Regions from separate parts of the Homo sapiens genome. Here region 2 is linked to region 1. Evidence: chromatin contacts called from ENCODE Hi-C or POLR2A ChIA-PET data. All regions are on one chromosome and are shown on one strand. The core of a region is the stretch at or near the end of the contact, and the rest is flanking DNA. Distances in the headings are between cores, read along the strand shown.

Region 1 (3,200 bases), core at 270-2,769:
GTACTCATTTAAGAATGCAAGCCATAGGTTATCAGAATGTATTTGACAGTATGTATTTTTCTTTTGTCCCCAGAGTTGGCAATGATGAGAACATGTCAAACACCTGGAAATTCCTGTCTCATTCAACAGACTCACTAAATAAAATCAGCAAGGTCAATGAGTCAACAGAATCACTTACTGATGAGGGTAAGAGGAAGTTATGGCCTTTATTTTATGCCTCTGTAGGGACTGTGTGTGTGTCATTACCTAGAACATAAGTCTTAATGGAGTGACAGTACCTGCCTCTTCTGTATCCCGTGAAGATTCTCTAAATTGTCAGTAAAGTGTCCAGTGCTTTGTCATGACTGCGTAATCAGACTCATCCAGCAGCTGTCAAGTGAAGGATGTCATTTATTTCGATGTGGGCCTACTCTTTAGTACAAATCTTTTCCTTCCCTTAGACTTTTTTACATGTACAGTTCTAGCTCACAGAGCAATTGTAAGCCTGCTCTCTTAAATATGAAAAGGTACCAGGTCCCTTCCAATTCTTAACTTCGTGTAGATAGAAGTCATGTCTTAATCATGTTTGATTTATGTCATGTTTATTACTGTTAACCTAAGTCTCGAATGTAGAGTCTGTCACTCCTGAACAGGATATTGATTTTTTTCTGGTACTAGAATATGATCTCTGTGAATATCCCCTGTATTCATGTGTCTTATGAAATCAACTATCATCTTGAGGAAAGTCCAACATAGGCTTATTTTACAGGTCACAAACCTGATTCTGATATTGATTTTTTGATATATTGAGGAGTAGGTACAGACATGAATGAAGGACAACTACTGGGAGACTTTGAGATTGAGTCCAAACAGCTGGAAGCAGAGTCTTGGAGTCGGATAATAGACAGCAAGTTTCTAAAACAGCAAAAGAAAGATGTGGTCAAACGGCAAGAAGTAATATATGGTGAGAGTCTTCATTTTGCTCTGATTATATTTGATTTCCATTGTCCAGCATTTTTAAGCAGTAATTTGTTGGACTATGAAAAATCAGTTTTTTAGTATGTGGCTTCTTGAAAAGATTTCCTTTAAAAACTTTAAGGTACAGAGACGTGGTCCTGTTGGTATCCTATCTCCTTTTTGCCCCACTCTTCTGTTTTCAGTTCTACTGAACATTGTACTTATATGTGAGTACTTATTTATACAGCAGTCCTAGAAAGAGATATCTCAGTTTTTTTCCTTACCTACACTAAAAACTAGACTAAACACAAGTCATTTCTGAGAACTGGGTATACAGTCAGTTACGACAGGTGCTGAATCCAGTGAAGACCTCTTTGGAAGTCATAATTTAAGACTGATGGAATCCGGGGTACCTATTATCAGAAAATAGGACACGTGAAAAATAGAGGAATAAGACGAAAACACTTGACCAGGCTCAGCGGCTCATACCTGTAATCCCAGCACTCTGGGAGGCTGAGGCGGGTGGATCACTCGAGCCCAGAGTTCAAGACTAGCCTGGGAACATAGTGAAACCCCATTTCTATAAAAAATACAAAAATCAGCCAGGCGTGATGGCATGTACCTGCAGCCCCAGCTGCTCGAGAGGCTAAAGCAGAAAGATCGCTTGAGCCCAGGAGGTTGAGGCTGCAATGAGCCATGACTTCAGCCTGCACTTCAGCCTGGGTGACAGAGCCAGAACCTGTCTTAAAAAAAAAACAAAAAAACAAAAAAACGAGAACACTTTTAGGGGAAAGATAGCTGTTGACCCAATTTTAAGGTTCAAATTGGGCTCTAAACTAGCTTTGGGACTGCAGCAGATGATCTTTGAGGGCGAATGCTTATAAAAGAGTGTTCCTGACACTTGATCTTTTTCCTCCTTTTAGAGTTGATGCAGACAGAGTTTCATCATGTCCGCACTCTCAAGATCATGAGTGGTGTGTACAGCCAGGGGATGATGGCGGATCTGCTTTTTGAGCAGCAGATGGTAGAAAAGCTGTTCCCCTGTTTGGATGAGCTGATCAGTATCCATAGCCAATTCTTCCAGAGGATTCTGGAGCGGAAGAAGGAGTCTCTGGTGGATAAAAGTGAAAAGAACTTTCTCATCAAGAGGATAGGGGATGTGCTTGTAAATCAGGTGAGAATGGGAAGGATCTCAGGTTCTTACATACACTGGGAAAAAGGGAAGTCATGGGGTTCCACAGCCATGCATTCACATCTTCTTTCTACCATTTATTATCTGTGTAAGCTCAGGGAACTTATTTAATTTCTCTGGAGCCTTGATTTCCTTTTCTGTAAAATGCAGACAGTAGGGTTTCTCTCCTAATGTTATTTTGGAAAGTTAAAGGGAGGGTATATATAAAGTACCTAATGCATATGATAGATGCTCAGTAAAACTTAGTTTTTCTTCCTCAGAGTCTGTGCCATCATCAGAAACAGTATAGTTTAAGAAATCAATTAATATGGCCAGGCACAGTGGCTCATGCCTGTAATCCCAGCACTTTGGGAGATGAGGAGGGCGGATCACTTGAGGTCAGGAGTTCAAGACCAGCCTGGCCAACATGATAAAACCCTGTCTCTACTAAAAATACAAAAATTAGCCAGGCGTGGTGGCATATGGGAGACTGAGATATAAGAATCGCTTGAACCTGGGAGGCAGAAGTTGCAGTGAGCCGAGCTCATGCCACTGCACTCCAGCCTGGGAGACAGAGTGATACTCTGTCTCAAAAAAAAAAAAATTGAAAATTATTTAAATATTTGGGGCTGGGCACACTGGCTCACACCTGTAATCCCAACAGTTCGGGAGGCTGAGGCGGATGGATTGCTTGAAGCCAGGTGTTCAAGACTAGCCTGGCAACGTACCAAGAGCTGTCTCTACAAAAAAAAGTGAAAAAATGAGCCAGGTGTGGTAGTGCACACTTGTGGTCCCAACCACTCAGGAGCCCGAGGTGGGAGGATCACTTGAGCCTAGGAGTTCAAAGTTGCAGCGAGCCATGGTGATGCTCGTGCCACTGTACTCCAGCCTGGGCGAGAGAGTGAGAGACCCCAGCTCAACATTTAAAAACAAACTCTGTGTGTGTGTGTGTGTGTGTGTGTGTGTGTTGGAAATCTTCAACTTTCCCCTCTGCCTCAAATCAGAAGGATCTCATGTGTCTAAAAACCAGCTGAAGCACAGAAAGTTGAATAAGTGACTATCTGTAAAATGCTTAATAAAATATGTATTGTTG
Region 2 (3,200 bases), core at 331-2,830, 260 kb before region 1:
ACATAAAATAGAAAAAGCACTCTTTTATATACTTTCACACATCACCACTCTGAGCCTTAAGTCTTAGATCTTCCTTATTTGTCTTGCTGCAAACATAATTAGAAAATCAGAAAAGCTCTTTTTTGTAGTCCATGGCATTTTTCCAAGGTACAGTTCAGTTTTGGAGTAAAGAATCATACCCTTTCTGGCTTTCCACTCTAAACTTCTGCAAATTCATTCTTCTTCTTGTAAGCAAAATCAGAGGTGTTTAATTGTTTAGTCACTTGGATATATACACTGAACATTTTTAGTTAAACAGACCTTTCTGCTTTGAATTGAGGATGACTGTTAATAAGGTGTTAGAAATGAAAATCAATCCTGACTTCTTCTTCTTAATCAGAATCCAAATAATAAGGACTGCACTGCTGCAGTCTCTATGGGGACACCCACTGCTCTCACTTTTCTGTTTTCTTCTTTTTAAAAAATTTTATTTTTTAATTTAATTTTATTTTTTTACTGTTCCTTGCAGAGCAGGGCTACCCCAAAGGCAGTGTTCCCAGAGTAGCCCACTTTCTGTTTTTTTTTTTTTTTTTGAGACAGAGTCTTGCTCTGTCGCCCGGGCTGGAGTGCAGTGGCGCAATCTTGGCTCACTGCAAACTGTGGCCTCCCGGGTTCACACCATTCTTCTGCCTCAGCCTCCCGAGTAGCTGGGACTACAGGCGCCCGCCACCACGCTTGGCTAATTTTTTATATTTTTAGTAGAGATGGGGTTTCACCGTGTTAGCCAGGATGGTCTTGATCCACTTTCTATTTCCTTATAGCTCATGTTGACAGCTTTTCTCTCCAACATGGGTCTACTCATCTCATGTAAAATTATTACTATACGTTCTTGTTGAGATCATGAACCTTCTCTAAAAATTTCATGAGGTTGTGGATTTGGAGAAGTATTCCTCAGTCCATTCAATACAATAACAGTAATGACTATAGTTTATTATCTACTGTGAGTCAGGCACCAACTGTAGCGAGACATTCTAGTTACGTTTTCTTGTATACTTCCCCACAGTGTTACAAAGAGGACATGATCCCCTTTTTTCTGATCAGTAACTTGAACCTGTAAAGTGAAGGTTGAATGAATTGCCCCAGACCTCATAGAAATAATATATTCTGCATTTGTATTTTTAAATCAGTTTTTAAAAAGTAACACATCTAAAATAGTAAGAGGCATGTCTAAAATTCTAGTGTAGGTCTGTTTAACACCACAGTGAGTGCTGCTTTTTTTTGGTGATTGAGGGCCTACCGTAATATATCATTGTGGCAGCTTCTTTGGAAGATAAGAAATTATCCACCAGAAATAAAGAGGACACATTCTCTTTTAAGGAAAACACCATCTCGGCTTTTAAACACTTTTCTTTTTTAAAGGGTGAAGGAAGCCATGGAGATTTCTTAAGAAGAGAGACACTTCCTACCTTTCTTTTGGGAAGCACTGTACTGATTCTGTTCAGCAGTGTACAGAATTGGAGCCATAGTAGAAGGAGGTGGAGATTGGAGAGCGCCTAGCTCAGCACCCTTGGCGACTAGTTGTAGCCCTGACTCCTTGGAGTGATCTGTATGTCACTCTGTATTTGGACACAGCTGTTTCCTCGGGTTGCATGGTAACAAACCAAATAATTTGCCTTTAGGCTCTTTTGCTTACTATGTCTGTCATCTTTTACACAACTGAAGCCTTTGGTGGAGAAGGATTTTGAGTTGACTACATTGCTTAATTGTAATGACTATTCTGTTTGACCTTTCTAAGCCAGAGCTTCACGAAGAGAGATTTGAATGTTTGCTCCGTAGAAGTAGGTCTCTTCCAGGGGTGAGGCACTGTCTTAAAAAGTTATAAAGAGGCCGGGTGTGGTGGCTTATGCCTGTAATCCCAGCCCTTTGGGAGGCCAAGTCAGGTGGATCATGAGGTCACGAAATCGAGACCAGCCTGACCAACATGGTGAAACCCCGTCTCTACTAAAAATACAAAAATTAGCTGGGTGTGGTGGCGCCCGCCTGTAATCCCACCTACTCTAGAGGCTGAGGCAGGAGAATTGCTTGAACCCGGGAAGCAGAGGTTGCAGTGAGCCGAGATTGCGCCACTGCACTCCTGCCTGATGACAGAGCGAGACTCCATCTCAAAAAAAAAAAAAAAAGTTGAAAATACTAACTTTTAATTATCCCTTAAAAATAGATATTCCAGTTTTTCTGATTTTTAGTAATACATGTTTGTTACGGAAATTCTGAAATATGTAGACCTTAACTTATGGAAACTTTAGAATATAAAGTAGAAAAATGAAAATTACCCATAATTGTAATTTCTAGGAATAATCACTATGAACATTTGAGTCTTCCCCTTTCTTTTTTTCTCTTTTTTTGTATTTTTTGTTTTTTGTTTTTTTTTTTTTTTACTATATATGTATGGAGTGCAACACATCTGTATTTTAGTTATCACTTTACATTGATTAAGCATTTGTACATGCTATTAAGTTCCTCTCATAGCTCTAATTTATATATTAAAATAATCATTCTCCTAATGTTATATAGATTATTTCCAGATTTTAATAGTATAAATAAAATCCTTGTAGACACAGTTATTTGTAAATGTTTGATTTTTAATACCTAATACGTATTAGACAGATTTCTACTGCGTTGAAACTTAGGGTGATCATTTTGAATGGCAGTTTTTACAACTGAAGATTTTCCCTCCTGAAAACTTTATTTTAAGCATCTTGGATAAATGTTTCTTAAAAAACATTATATACTTTAATAAATTACTTAACAGCTTAAGTTTTCCGTGACAACTTGGTGCCATCATTAAATTATAAGCATCAATCTTACTGTGTTGCTGGAATAGTCTCCTCCTTAATGGCTTCTATCACTCCAGCCTTTCTTGTTCCTGTCTGGCTTCTTTCTAAATATTTGTTTTCCTTAGTGTGTTGCATTGAGTCATACTTTTCTGCATGTACTTGTCTAGACAGTTTCAACTACCTTCATGTCATAAACTATATCACTTTTGTGCGAATGATTCCCAAATCTACAGCTCTAACCAAGACTTTGCATGAACTTTAGATCCCTATATCCATCTTTCTGGTGCTCATTGTCACAAACTGTTATCCTTTGACTGTATCAAAGACACCTCAAAAGTAACACTAGAATTTAACTTGTATTCCCCTGAAATTACTACTTGCTCATCT

What was found. A loop is a pair of places that touch in the nucleus more often than their neighbours do. ChIA-PET counts read pairs that join two places held with the same protein, here RNA polymerase II (POLR2A). Pooled maps may share reads with other maps.
Region 2: a loop to region 1 is called in a pooled map, with 2.7 times the contacts of the local background. The contact joins two enhancer-like sites. A Hi-C loop is called at or near these places in 2 of 37 single-sample maps with no recorded cell type and 6 of 50 pooled maps. POLR2A ChIA-PET finds 5 or more read pairs at or near these places in 3 of 52 experiments (GM10248, GM12878 and OCI-LY7).

Annotation. Positions count from the first base shown.
Region 1 is chr15:85,717,217-85,720,416 of GRCh38, forward strand. It overlaps AKAP13 (A-kinase anchoring protein 13), which reads left to right. Exons shown (of 37, transcript NM_007200.5): 21 at 74-186; 22 at 791-943; 23 at 1,860-2,110. Among named protein-coding and RNA genes, the nearest start is that of LINC02883, 40 kb to the right of the region's middle. Within about 2 kb of position 1,520, at least 2 of the 41 ENCODE cell types and tissues checked have a DNase peak (open chromatin) inside an H3K27ac peak, as active enhancers do; they include OCI-LY7, where a contact is called at or near this core.
Region 2 is chr15:85,455,996-85,459,195 of GRCh38, forward strand. The region is part of intron 1 of AKAP13 (A-kinase anchoring protein 13); the gene reads left to right. Among named protein-coding and RNA genes, the nearest start is that of AKAP13, 77 kb to the left of the region's middle. Within about 2 kb of position 1,581, at least 5 of the 41 ENCODE cell types and tissues checked have a DNase peak (open chromatin) inside an H3K27ac peak, as active enhancers do; they include OCI-LY7, where a contact is called at or near this core.